Regions from separate parts of the Homo sapiens genome. Here region 2 is linked to region 1. Evidence: chromatin contacts called from ENCODE Hi-C or POLR2A ChIA-PET data. All regions are on one chromosome and are shown on one strand. The core of a region is the stretch at or near the end of the contact, and the rest is flanking DNA. Distances in the headings are between cores, read along the strand shown.

Region 1 (7,070 bases), core at 2,370-4,869:
TGCTGGGATTACAAGCGTGAGCCACCATGCCTGGCCATTTTCTCTATTTTTATGTAATGATGAAATCTATTTTCAATGTAAATCATTCTATTAGATCTTTATGAGACTTCACTTTGAGGGCAAAGAAGAATTTGACGTCTCATGTTCCCTTTGTTTTTTAACTGTTCTTTTCACAGGTATGGATTTAATTCTTTTCTTTCTTCCTTCCCTTTCCTCCTTCCTTCCTTTTCCTCCTTGCCTCCTTCCTCCCTTCCTCCCTCCCTCCTCACTCTGTCGCTTGGATTGGGTGCAGTAGTGCAATCATACCTCACTGCAGCCTCGACCTCCTGAGCTCAAGGGATCCTCCTGCCTCAGCTTCCCGAGTGGCTGGGACTACAGGCACATGTCACCATACTCAGCTATTTTTTGAATTTATTTTTTGTAGAGATGGGGTTTAACCATGTTGCCCAGGTTGGTCTTGAACTCCTGGCCTCAAGTGATCCCCCCTGCCTTGGCCTCCCAAAGTGTTGGGATCAGAGGCATGAGCCACCATGCCCAGCGCCTTTCTTCTTCTGTTTTTGTGCCTTAGATTCAGTAGAACTCAAATTCCCTCCTGACATCTATATCCCAGGCATGAGTGTGCATGCAGTATAATTTTTTTTTTTTTTTTGAGACAGAGTCTCACTTTGTCACCCAGGCTAGAGTGCAGTGGCACAATCTAGGCTCACTGCAGCCTTGGCCTCTCGGGTTCAAGCAAATTTTCCTGCCTTAGCCTCCCAAGTAGCTGGGACTACAGGCACGTGCCACCATGCCCAGCTAATTTTTTTGCATTTTTAGTAGAGATGGGGTTTCGCCATGTTAGCCAGGATGGTCTTGATCTCCTGATCTCGTGATCCGCCCACCTTGGCCTTTTTTTTCTTTTTTTTAAAAGAGGCAGAGTCTTGCTGCATCACCCAAGCTGGATTGCAGTAGCATGATCATAGCTCACTGCAGCCTCAAACTCCTAGGGTCAAGGGATCCTCTTACCCTGGCTTCCTAAAGCATTGGGATTACAGGCGTAAGCCACAACTCCCAGCCCTATACTTTTACAAAGAATCTGCTAATCAACATTTAACTATTGACTTCTACATGATTCATTGTTTTTTGATTAATTGATGGCAGCACTCTTAGGAATATGGGTTAGGGGGAAACAACACAGAGTGATGCAGAGACAGAAGGAGGATGAAATAGAAGACAAGTTATAAAGGAAGAAAATACTCTCAGGTTGAAATTTACATCATAATTACACAAAGGCAGTGTGAAAAGAAATACGAAGCAATGAGCGGTTCCCATCTCAACATGAAATAAACTCTAGGGGTAATACCATAACTACTTAATTTTAGAAAAAAGCTGATTTAGTTCCCAAGAAAACATGTTTTTTTCTGCTGTGAGGAAAATCAAAACGCAACAGGACAGCAATACCTCATTTTGGCACTCAAAACTATCCTCTAATTATCTGCAGATGTTTAATTTTAAATCTCTCTCAAGTTTGATGAATGGGCCTGTGAGCCTCTTTACTCAGAGCCAATTTTTAGTCTACATTAAAGACTCATTAGCTCCTGGTTCTATTAGGTCAGCATAACAGATATCTGCAGAGCACAAAACAAATATGATTCTTAAAAATTTGGTGTTTCCATGAAAAGAATCCCATAATAGAGGATTCGATGAGCCACATGAACAGAGGTTCTGAGATTCTCATAATATTTAAAGAGCTCAGCCTCTTCTGTGATTGTACTGGACTCTTGGAAGGGGATGAGTGGGAACATAATTTAAAGAGTTTTCACTGCAGGCAGTAATTTACAGTAAACTAGAGAGTATTCACTCTTAAGAGGCTGGCTAGATATATGAGAAAAACACAAGCAAGCATAGGTAGAGATCATGTAAATTAGGGAAATTAAACAAAAATTTTCCAGATGTATAGGTAACTAATCACATATGTAAGCATCTTCACCTTCAGCAGCAGCAGCAGCTTAAAATAAAAAAAAAAAATTTTTTTTGGTATTTCAGGCTGGGCGTGGTCGCTCATGCCTATAATCCCAGCATTTTGAGAGGCCAAGGTGAGAGGACAGCTTAGGCCCACGAGTTCAAGACCAGACTGGACAACATGGCAAGACTCCGTCTCTACAAAAAAATTTAAAAATTAGCCAGGTGTGATGATATGCACCTGTGATCCCAGATACTCAGGAGGCTGAGGTGAGAAGGTTGCTTGAGCCCAGGAAGTCAATGCTGCAGTGAGCCGTGATCATGCCACTGCACTCCAGCCTGGGTGACAGAGAATGATCTTGTCTCAAAAAAATAAATAAATAAAATAAAAAATAAAAAAAATTGGTGTGTCCAGTAACTGGAATAAACAGCACTTATCATTAATGTTAACCTACTTATTCACTGGAATTAATATAGAGATGGCTCATGAAAAGAAACTCTTTTTTTTTTTTTTTTTTTTGAGACATGGTCTTGCTCTGTAGCCCAGGTTGGAATGCAGAGGTGCAATCACAGATCACTGCAGCCTCAACCTCCTGGGCTCAAGCAATCCTTCTGCCTTAGCCTCCCCAGGAGCTGCAACTATAGGCATGGACCATGAAGTCCAGCTAATTTTTTTATTTTTATAGAGATGGGGTCTTGCTATTTTGCCCAGGCTGGTCTGGAATTCTTGAGCTCAAGGGATTCTCCTGCTTTGACCTCAGAAAGTGCTGGGATTACAAGCGTGAGCCACAGCACCAGGCCCATATGAAATTTTTTGAAAAATATTTTGGATAATAGATTATGTTATTTGAAAATGGCTGTATCTTTTTTAATCCTTCAAGAAAACCAACCTGATTGTAAAGAAGAAATTAAAATGATTATTTGCAGGTGACGGTAAAATAAAAAAGAATCTTATTAAAAGAACAAAAAGAATACTTACTAATAAATACATGCAATCTGTATTAAGAAAATATAAAAGACACAAAAGAAGATGTGAATGACTAAAATACCCTCTTCTTGGTTGTAAAGACGCTAAATATTATAAAGATGTCAATTTTCCTTAAATCTATCAATTTAATGCAGATACAATTCAAAAAAACTGACAGGGTTTGTCTTTTCTGAGAGGACAAGAGTGGTAAAAAGGCTAATTCTAGTTTAAAAGTAAAAATGAAAATGAAAGCACAGCCAGAAATACTCTAAAAAAGAAAAACCTGGCCGGGCACGGTGGCTCACGCCTGTAATCCCAGCACTTTAGGAGGCCGAGGCAGGCGGATCACGAGGTCAGGAGATCAAGACCATCCTGGCTAACATGGTGAAACCCTGTCTCTACTAAAAATACAAAAAATTAGCCAGGCGTGGTGGCGGGCGCCTGTAGTCCCAGGTACTCGGGAGGCTGAGGCAGGAGAATGGCGTGAACCCTGGAGGCGGAGCTTGCAGTGAGCCAAGATTGCACCACTGCACTCCAGCCTGGGTGACAGAGCAAGACTCCATCTCAAAAAAAAAAAATAAAAAAAGAAAAACCTGTGCTGCTGACACTTGAATTGACAGATGAACAGGACAGAATAGAAATACGACAGTTGTTGTTTACCAAATATTTTCAGCTTTCCATCTTCCTTCTGCACACATGTATGACTGTATTTTCCTGCTGTTTTGTTGTGGGTAGAGTCATGTGACTAAAACTTGTCAGCGAGCTGTGAAGGGAACTGATGTATATCTCTTTCAGGCTGAACATTTTACTGATGGTGTGAGAGTCTCCAGGCCCCTCTTTCCCTTAGTCAGGAAAGCTGGTAATGTTCAAGATGGTGGCAACTCCATTAGTTTCTGAGTGAGAAGACACGGAGTAGAGCTCTCAGCCAACTCTTGATGAACATGTACCAAAAGGAAGGAAAATTCTTGTTATAAGCCATTAAGATTTTGAGGTTGTTTGTTACCACAACATAACCTAGCCTACGCTGGCAGATACAAGAAAGTTAAAGAATAGCCCAAATTAATATAGGAATCATAAAGCTGACATTTCCCATTAGAGAGAAAGAGAGAGAGATGGATTATTCACAAATGATATTGGGACAATTAGGTAGCCAGTTGAGAAAAAAAATTAAGATAGCCTTATTCTTTGTATTAAAATATATCTGAGCTGTACCTAAGGTTTAAATATAAAAAATGAAATTATGAAAATATTAAAATATATCAAAGAATTTTAAAAATAATCTCAAAATGGGGAAGGCCTTTCTAAGTAAAACTCAGAAACACCCCCAAAAAAAATCCACAGAAACTTTCTGCTTGGGGGAAAAAAGTACTCTCACACATTATCAGTGGAATTGTGAGTAGAATTATTGGCTTCCACAAGAGCAACTCAGCAAAATTATACATGCACTTACCTATTGACCCAGCAATTCCACATTTAGGAATTTATCTTTCAGATGTACTTGCATGCATACTCAAAGACACATTTGTACCAGGCTCTTCACACAAACTTGTTTATAAAAGCAAAAGGTTGGAAGCAACCTAAATATGTAATTGGTTAAGTCATAGAATATCATCACAATCTAATGTTTTACAGTTGTTAAAGAATGATACCAGGTCAGTCATGGTGGCTCACACCTGTAATCCCAGCACTTTGGGAGGCCAAGGTGGGAGGACTGCTTAAGGCCAGGAGTTAGAGACCAGCCTGGGCCAACACAGTTAAAAAAATAATATATATATACACACACACATATATATATTTTTTAATTAGCTGGGCATGGTGGCACATGCTTTTAGTCCTAGCTACTCAGGAGGCTGAGGTTAGAGGATCATCTGTGACCCAAGGTTCGAGACTACAGCAAGCTATGATCACATCACTGCATCCCAGCCAAGATGACAGAGCAAGATCCTGTCTCTAAAAATTAAAAAAAAAAATGTAGATTTGGCACAGTTCCATGATAACATTGCTAAGTAAAAAACAAAACAAAACAAAAAAACAACACACAGGACAGTGCATGTGGCATATCACCTCTGATATAAAAAGAAAAGAGAAGCTAGCTTTGTATTTGTCTAAAAAGGTCTCTAGAAAAATATATAAAAAACTGGTATCAGTGATTGAGCCTCTGACAGGGCTGGAAGGAGAATGACTTCACTGAATACCTGTTTATAATATCTTTAGTATTTTGCTGCTAGGATATGTTAATGTTACCTATTAAAGAGAATAAAAAATTTAATTGTAAATGGAATTGGAAGAAGCTATTTTTATTTTTATTTATTTTTTAAACAACTTTTTTTTTTTTTTTTTTTTTTGAGATGGAGTCTCGCTCTGCCGCCCAGGCTGGAATGCAGTGGTGCCATCTTGGCTTACTGCAACCTCCGCCTACCTGGTTCAAGTGATTCTCCTGCCTCAGCTTCCCAAGCAGCTTGGGACTACAGGCATGTGCCACCATGCCCAGCTAATTTTTTGTATTTTTAGTAGAGATAGGATTTCACCGTGTTAGCCAGGATGGTCTCGATCTCCTAACCTCATGATCCGCCTGCCTAAGTCTCCCAAAGTACAGGGATTACAGGCGTGAGCCACTGCTCCATGCCTTAAGAAGCTATTTTTAAAGAAAATTGTCCCAGTTGTTTGTAAAGATTCACAGAAATTTAAAAACCTTGATTCTTATTTAAAAGACTTAGTTGAAAATCCTGGCTTTTTCTGGATAAATGTAGTGAGGAAAAATTATCACAAGGATAATTAGATACTTCACAAATATCCTATAGCTATCTGTCTTAAATCAGCATTTGCTTAGATAAGGTAATCATTTAATGATCATTTTAATTATACATTTATAATTATATATAAATTGTTTCTTCTCAGTTGTCTAATATCTCTCGAATGACAGTAAAATAACATGAATAATGCACATTATTGTCTTAATCTAATGAGATTGCCGTTTCATGAATAGAATATGTGTGGCTATATACACACACACACGCACACACACACACACACACACGGAATTTCCATCTATACTTGCTAATACACTACTTTTTACTGAGTTGGAAAATGTACTCCTTGAGCGCAGAATTACATTGATTGTAATCCTCTAATACTACATTGATTACATCCAGTGTAGCAATACAATACTCCTTGAGGATAACAGAGATCTTACTCATTACTTTACCCACTCAATAACAGTTGGCTTTTTAAAGTATTTCTCTTTATTCAAAGGTAAGCACTACTGATGAGCAGCTCTGACTTCACTAGGAAATCTTCCATGTCTTTGATCTCTTTTGGTTTTGGCATTAGACTGACATTTTTGGAGAAAACTCTGATTGAGCTATGTGAGGCTACTTTAGTAAAGCAGTTATATCAACATACAGGAAGAATAATAATTACAATCTGGTTGAAACCACACTGCAGCACTTTACCAGGCAGAATCAGAGCATGAAGCCACATGAAATACGGACTTAGAATAAACTTTAGATGTAAGTTTGTAACACAGATTACAAACTTGGATGTAAAACAAGAAATATAAAATTTCATCACAGGTACCTGGTAGCACTTCAGTATTTTGTCTTTTTTTTTTTTGCTGTTGTTCATTTGTACACTTCAGTATTTTGAATAAGCTCCTTGTTTTCAATTAGTTATAGAATAATTTACTTCTGCAAACAAACTACAAGGTTGTAAGTCTCGTACAATTGGTAGACTGGACATTGTATCTCTCTAGGGTCTCCCTTGAAAATAGCTCCATGGATTCCATTAATGACTTTGGCTTTAAATTTCATGGAAACTGACAGATTTGGGATTTTCATATTTGAAATTCTCTTCCTAGTGTCATAATTTCCAAAGCAAAAAGGCTAGACATTGGCTTAAATAAGTCAAAATAATATGCAAGTAAATCTTTGTATTAAATAGACTACAGTGTTCAGCTTACTACTTTGTTTCTTTGTCATATTGGTTTAGGTTCAAATGGATTGTTAATAATAAAAATGTTATAAGCACAATTTTAAATATATCATCTATGGATTTTGATTACATCCAATGTAGCAATACAATTAATCTAGGAAAAATTACCTAAAAAGAGTTAGCCTGATGTATAATCCCTGAAACTGGAGAACCTTTTTTTTCCAAGTGATTA
Region 2 (7,070 bases), core at 3,346-5,845, 49 kb after region 1:
GTGGAATAGAAAGGCGGGAAGGGTGGGGAAAAAATTGAGAAATCGGATGGTTGCCGGGTCTGTGTGGATGGAAGTAGACATGGGAGACTTTTCATTTTGTTCTGTACTAAGAGAAATTCTTCTGCCTTGGGATCCTGTTGATCTGTGACCTTATCCCCAACCCTGTGCTCTCTGAAGCATGTGCTGTGTCCACTCAGGGTTAAATGGATTGGGGGCGGTGCAGGATGTGCTTTGTTAAACAGATGCTTTGTTAAACAGATGCAGCGTGCTGGTTGAGAGTCATCACCACTCCCTAATCTTAAGTACCCAGGGACACAGACACTGCGGAGGGCCGCGGGGTCCTCTGCCTAGGAAAACCAGAGACCTTTGTTCACTTGTTTATCTGCTGACCTTCCCTCCACTATTGTCCTATGACCCTGCCAAATCCCCCTCTGCGAGAAACACCCAAGAATGATCAATAAAAAAAAAAAAAAAAAAAAAAAAAAGAAAAAGGGGCCCAGGGGACAGGCATTCAGCATATGGAGGATCCACGCCAGCCCCGGCTGCTGCGTTCCCTTAGTATTTATTGCTCATTATCGGGCGTGACAGGATAATAGGATAATGGTGGGGAGGTCAGAAGGTAAACACGTGAACAAATGTCTCTGCACCATAAACAAGGTAAAGAAAAAAGTGCTGTGCTTTTGATGTGCATATACATAAACATCTCATTGCCTTAAGGAACAGTATTGCTGCCAGCATGTCCCACCTCCAGCCCTAAGGCGGTTTTCTCCTATCTCAGTAGATGGAATATACAATCAGCTTTACACCCAGACATTCCATTGCCCAGGGATGAGCAGGAGACAGAAGCCTTCCTCTTATCTCAACTGCAAAAAGGCGTTCCTTCCTCTTTTACTAATCCTCCTCAGCACAGACCTTTTACGGGTGTCGGGTGTCGGGCTGGGGGACGGTCAGGTCTTTCCCTTCCCACAAGGCCATATTTCAGACTCTCACATGGGGAGAAACCTTGGACGGTGCCTGGCTTTCCTGGGCAGAGGTCCCTGCGGCCTTCTGCAGTGTTTTGTGTCTCTGGGTACTTGAGATTGGGGAGTGGTTTGAGATTGGGGAGTGGTGATGACTCTTAACAAGCATGCTGCCTTCAAGCATTTGTTTAACAAAGCACACCCTGCACAGCCCTTGATCCATTTGGCCCTGAGTTGACACAGCGCATGTTTCGGGGAGCACAGGGTTGGGGGAAGGGTTACAGATTGGCAGCATCTCAGGGCAGAAGAATTTTTCTTAGTAGGGAACAAAATGGAGTCTCCTATGTCTACTTCTTTCTACACAGACACAGTAACAATCTGATCTCTCTTTCTTTTCCCCACAATGTGGTTTTGGGCGACTGTAGTCCCGGCTACTTGGGAGACTGAGGCAGGAGAATTGCTTGAACCTGGGAGGCAGAGGTTGCTGTGAGCCGAGATTGTGCCACTGCACTACAGCCTGGGCGAAAAAAGCAAAACTCCGTCTCAAAAAAAAAAAACAAAACACTTGTGATTTGGGGGTTTTGTGGAAATTTAATTACGATGAAAAATCTGTATCTTTTTTGTAATGTTGGCATACTTGGGTAATTTTGTGGCAAATATATTTCCCAGTGGACCTTTTGTTGGTGGCACTAACTGCAAGGTTGCTGGGAAAGTGGAGTCTGTTTGGTGGATGAGCTCTGACTGCCGTTTTGGAACCTCACCTCTACTCATGCTGTCTCAAGTCCTTGTCTCATTCTCCAGCTCTCAGTTCAAATAAAGTTATTTCTCCTGGGAAAAAAAGTTCCGTGAAACGCACACTGGATGACAGTGCTGAAGTTGGGTGCCCTGGGAAGTCCTCAGGACACCCCTGCATGAAGGCTGCCCCAGGAGAGCAGCGCAAGGTTGTGGAGGTCTCAAAGCTCTGAAGAACCTGCCTACCGAAGACAGGAGTGCCCACAAAACAGTTGGCCCATGGGCTCCCCAAGACCTACGTGTACCTCGGAGGCATTTGGCAGAAGATTCTTTGTGAACAAAAATCTCTGCCCACTAGGAGGCAGGAGTGTGTGTGTGTGTGTGTGTGTGTGTGTGTGTTGAAACCAGAACTCCACCTTATGTGTTCATTGTGGAATTTGAAAATGGAAGCCTAAAGTTGAAAATTAAAATCACCCGTGATAGCTGTAAAAAAAAAAAAAAAAAAAAAAAAAATCGTAAATGAGTTCTTACTTTGGAAGCATATATACTAAAGTTGGAATGAAACAGAGAAGATTAGTTACTGATTTCATTTTTCAATAAGTTTAGATTTATTATGTTGGTTTCCCAATTTAAAAAATTGACTTCTTAAAAAATCATAAATGAGTGTTGGATTTTGTGAAATGCTTTATTCTGTATCAATTGATATGATTATAGGATTATTATTTTTTAGCCTATTGATATAGCACTGTAATAAAAGTTATGTGAATATCCTCTCTCTCTGTCTCTCTCAAAATATCTTACTTTGGCTGGGAGCAGTGGCTCACACCTGTAATCCCAGCATTTTGGAAGGCCGAGGCAGGTGGACTGCTTTGAGCTCAGGAGTTCAAGACCAGCCTGGGCAACTTGCTGGTTGCCCAGCAAACTTGTTTCTACAAAAAATACAAAAAAAAAAAAAATTAGCTGGGCAATCATGCCTGTAGTCCCAGCTACTTGGGAAGCTGAGGCTGGAGGCCAGTTCCTGAGAAGTCTTTTCTTTCCTCCATCTCTTCTCTTGGTCTCTGTGTTGTGCTAAGTCAAGGATAGCTTCCTCCTTTGACAGATTATCTTTGACTTTGCCCATCAGGTGAGAGGGCACTATCAGCCACAGGACCACTCTCTCGTTTACTCATCGGGGAGATGTTCTGCTCCCTGTGGTGTGGGTGTGGACGCTTTACTCTGGAATCCCTTCCAGTGGACGTTAAGCATCCCCCTCAGGGCTTGGAGAGGACCAATGAACAAGGGAAGCAGGGCAGGCAAAGAGTCTGAGGCAGGCGGCTGATGAACCAGGTCTTCCCCTGAGTGATGCTGGGAAAAGAAGCACGTTGACTAAGCACCTGTGATGTGCCATACACTTTCATATGTGTTAATTAATCCCGTAGTGACCCTGTGAGGTAGGTATAATGATCATCCCCATTTACAAATGAGGAAACTGCAGTGTAAAAGAATTTAAAACTAGGTTTAAAAATGAGGGAAATAGAAAAGCACCATTAGGCAAACCTATAGTAATAATGGTTGCAGTAAGATTCACTGATAGTTGCTAAAAGTATTTTTATTAATTATAAAGGAAAAAATGGCTGGGTGTAGTGGCTTATGCCTGTAATTCTAGCACATGGGGAGGCTGAGATGGGAGGATTGCTTGAGATCAGGAGTTTGAGACCAGCCTGGTCAATAGAGTGAGACTTCATCTCTATTGTTATAAAGAATAAAACAAAATTTAAAATAAATAAATTTTAAAAACGTTTTAAGAAGGAAAAAATATAAAAGTGGAGAAATCCGGTAAATACCACCCTAATCAAGTGATCAAGGTTAGTATTACTAGTAATAATTGATACTGACATTAGGTACTCCCTGATGTGATGCCTTGAGTTGAGCACAGTATCATCTCTTACATCAATCTCATCATGATAAAACACTAGACAAACCCAGACTGAGATGGGGTTCCACAGACTCCTACTCAGGTGTCAGAATTAGAACCCAGAGCCCATCATCTTTCCACTCTGGGCAGGAAAGGTATGGAGGCCAAGGGTAGGGGGATGCCTCCTTTCTGGAGGGAGGCACTGCTGACTGAACGTGTACCCACCTCAGTACGTGGGACTCATGACTACAGTGTGCTCTGTAACTAGAAACTACATCTCTTTGCCTGAGGGCATTCTCCAAAGCACAAAGGTGGTTCTGTCTGTGCTGGCCTTCCCACTCCTTTTTTTTTTTTTTTTTTTGAGATGGAGTCTTGCTCTGTCGCCCAGGCTGGAGTGCAGTGGCATGATCTCGGCTCACTGCAACCTCCGCCTCCCGGGTTCAAGTGATTCCCCTGCCTCATCCTCCCGAGTAGCTGGGGACTACAGGCATGTGCCACAATGCCCGACTAATTTTTGTATTTTTTGGCGGAGACTGGGTTTCACCATGTTGCCCAGGTTGGTCTTGAACTGACCTCAAGTGATCCGCCCGCCTTGGCTGGTATTACAGGCTCTTGAGATTCTTAAACACATCACATCATAAAGTCCCTTGTGCCATGTGAGGTAATATACTCACAGCTTCTGGAGATTAGGATGTGGGCATCTTGAAGGGTATCATTATTCTGTCCACCACATGCCCATGGTCCAGGGTTCAGAATAAAAGGGGCTCTGAGTTGGCAACATCTGCCCAGAGGAAGCCAGTGCTGTGAGAAGGGGAAGGTGGTACAAGGGGCTATAAACTAAAATGCAGAAATACAGAGGAAGACATATTTCAGTGGTTACATAGCATGTGGTGTGTGTATGCGTGACTGTGTGTGTTTGTGTGCATGTGCGTGTGTGTCTGGGGGAAGGAGGTAGAGGAAGTGAGATGATGGTGACAGTGACAGCAGCTTGGAGAAGACAGGGGGGTGGGTCTACTTCTGAGGAAGTCCTTGGCTGAGGTAGGGCCGCAGAGAGGCAGGGTGAGGGTGGAGCCTGTGGTTTCAGAGAGGAGTTTTAATGGCTGCCAAGAATGTGCACATGAAGCCGAAAGGGAGTGCGGCCTGGAGCTGCAGTCAGCCCAGAGGGCGGGTGGAGCCTGTCCCAGGGCACTAGGATCGCAGAGAACGACAGGAGGGAGCAGGGCTCTGTGAGCAGGGAGAGGAAAAAGAGAGAAACTAGGTTTGTGATGGAAAATGGGCTATGGTTTCATAATTGGAAGTGCCTGTGGGCAATGAGTATAAATGGAGGGTTTGGTAACACTTGGGGAAAAATTATTAATTTGGAACTTCTATAAAGCCTTTTGTCTCCTATTAAAAATCCTGTGGGTACCAAGTGAATTTCATCATTTAATTCTCTCAATAAACAATGAACTGCTACTTTGCATGGGACAACATTCTCTGGAGATGCATACAGTGAACAAACAAGGTGAATGAATGGACTCAGGGAATTAGGTGTCACAGGCATAGAAAGGCAAGGAGATGAAGGAGTAAGTCAGCAAGAGGATGATGGAGGCAGAATCAGCTTTCCCCAGCAGGGGATGACACGGGGTTTTCGATATCACCTGCCCGGGGAGGCTTGCCCATTTCCACTCTCCAGCCCACCTGCCCAGGGGATAGGCTTTGAAATGTATATTCCCTACTGTCCGCCTCCTTGGAGCCATTCCTTCATTTCTTCCTTCCTCCTCTTCCTCTCCCCTTGTCTTCCTTTGCCTTGGAGCTTGGGAGGCTCCAGGCAAGAAGAGGGGGACTGCGGCATCTTTCTCTTGCTTCCCTCTCTTCTTTCTACCCTTTGGATCCCATTCAAAACAGATAAATAGAGGTCCACTGTGGGCCTGGAATCATGCAGGGGTTACAAGACGGGGGACTCCCATGACCAAGCGTGATTCTCCAGCAAGGGGATTTCTGGGAGCCCTTAGCAGCTGACACATGCAGCAGCTGGGCCAGGGGTGGACCAGCCTGTTAAGGGGATCTGTGTGGGGCACCAGTATCCTCTACTATAGCAAGGATGTGGAGTAGCAGATAATCTCACACCCTGCTATAGATTGGAATAAAACTTTAGAAAGCAATTTGCTAATATTGTATAGAGAGGAAGACACACATGGCCTGTGACCCAGCAATTCCACTTCCAGTCACATACCCAAGAGAAACTTTGCATGTGCATGAGGAGACAAGGAATGTTCATTGCAGCATAATTTGAAAAAACAAAAGCTGGAAATAAATGAAATGTGCATCTTATAGGAAGTTGGATCTATTCACGTAATGGAATACAGCAGGTAAAATAAACAAGATTTATGAGTATCATCAGAGATAACTCTAAAAGCATGATGTTGAGTGAAAAAAGCATGCTACCAAATGATATATATAATGTTGCCATTTATTTATGTATTATTTATTTATTTATTTTTGAGACTGAGTCTTGCTCTGTCGCCCAGGCTGGAGTGCAGTGGCATGATCTCGGCTCACTGCAATCTCCGCCTCCCAGGTTCAAGTGATTCTCCTGCCTCAGCCTCCTAAGTAGCTGGGACTACAGGCGTGCACCACCATGCCCGGCTAATTTTTGTATTTTTAGTAGAGACAGGGTTTCACTATGTTGGCCAGGCTGGTCTTAAACTCCCGACCTCAAGTGATCAACCTGCCTTGGCCCCCTAAGCTGCTGGATTACAAGCTTGAGCCACCGTGCCGGGCCTAATGTTGCCATTTATATAAAGTTTAAAGACACGCAAAACAATACGTTTACATATATATGTGTATATATGTATATATGCATTTATGTATGTATATATCTGTGTATATATAGTAAACATATATGTATGTAACATAGTAAACATATATACACACATACACAAACACACACATATATAGTAAAAGTGTAACAGCATGCTTGGGAATGCTAATACTCAATATAGAGTAGTGGGACTTGCAGCCAGATTGCTTGGATTTGCATCCTAGTTCCTTTTCTTACTAGCTGTATAATCTTGGAGAAGTTATTTAACCTCTGCAGGCCTCAGCTTGCTTATGTGTTAAATGGGAAATGCCAATTGTATCAGCCAGCAATTGCTGCCCTAATGCTGTGTAACAAACAACCCCTAAGCTCAGTGGCTTTCAACCACAAGCAGTTATTTTCTATCCACAAGCCTGTGAGTTGGCTGTGGCTCTGCTGGACTGGGCTCCAGGAAGTGGCTTAGGTTCATGTCTGCTCCACGTGTCTCCACCAGCAACTATCCAGGGCTTGTTCTTTTCAGGGCAGAGGTCACATGCATGGGTGGCTGCTGAAAGCACATGATGCCTTCTTGAGTCTTTGGCCCAGAACTGGCATATTGCTTCCACCCACATTCCAGTGGGGTAGGGAAAGTATACACCACCCACAGTGATCCAGAGCAAGGGCAGCAGGAGAAGGAGGTACTGGG

The links. A loop is a pair of places that touch in the nucleus more often than their neighbours do. ChIA-PET counts read pairs that join two places held with the same protein, here RNA polymerase II (POLR2A). Pooled maps may share reads with other maps.
Region 2: a loop to region 1 is called in a pooled map, with 3 times the contacts of the local background. The contact joins two enhancer-like sites. A Hi-C loop is called at or near these places in 9 of 50 pooled maps. POLR2A ChIA-PET finds 5 or more read pairs at or near these places in 11 of 52 experiments (A673, B cell, CD4-positive, alpha-beta T cell and 8 more).

Annotation. Positions count from the first base shown.
Region 1 is chr20:3,986,017-3,993,086 of GRCh38, forward strand. All of the region lies in intron 1 of RNF24 (ring finger protein 24), which reads right to left. Among named protein-coding and RNA genes, the nearest start is that of RNF24, 26 kb to the right of the region's middle. Within about 2 kb of position 3,620, at least 4 of the 41 ENCODE cell types and tissues checked have a DNase peak (open chromatin) inside an H3K27ac peak, as active enhancers do.
Region 2 is chr20:4,033,621-4,040,690 of GRCh38, forward strand. No RefSeq gene overlaps it. Among named protein-coding and RNA genes, the nearest start is that of RNF24, 22 kb to the left of the region's middle. RefSeq lists enhancers at 1-498, 4,324-4,373. Within about 2 kb of position 4,596, at least 14 of the 41 ENCODE cell types and tissues checked have a DNase peak (open chromatin) inside an H3K27ac peak, as active enhancers do.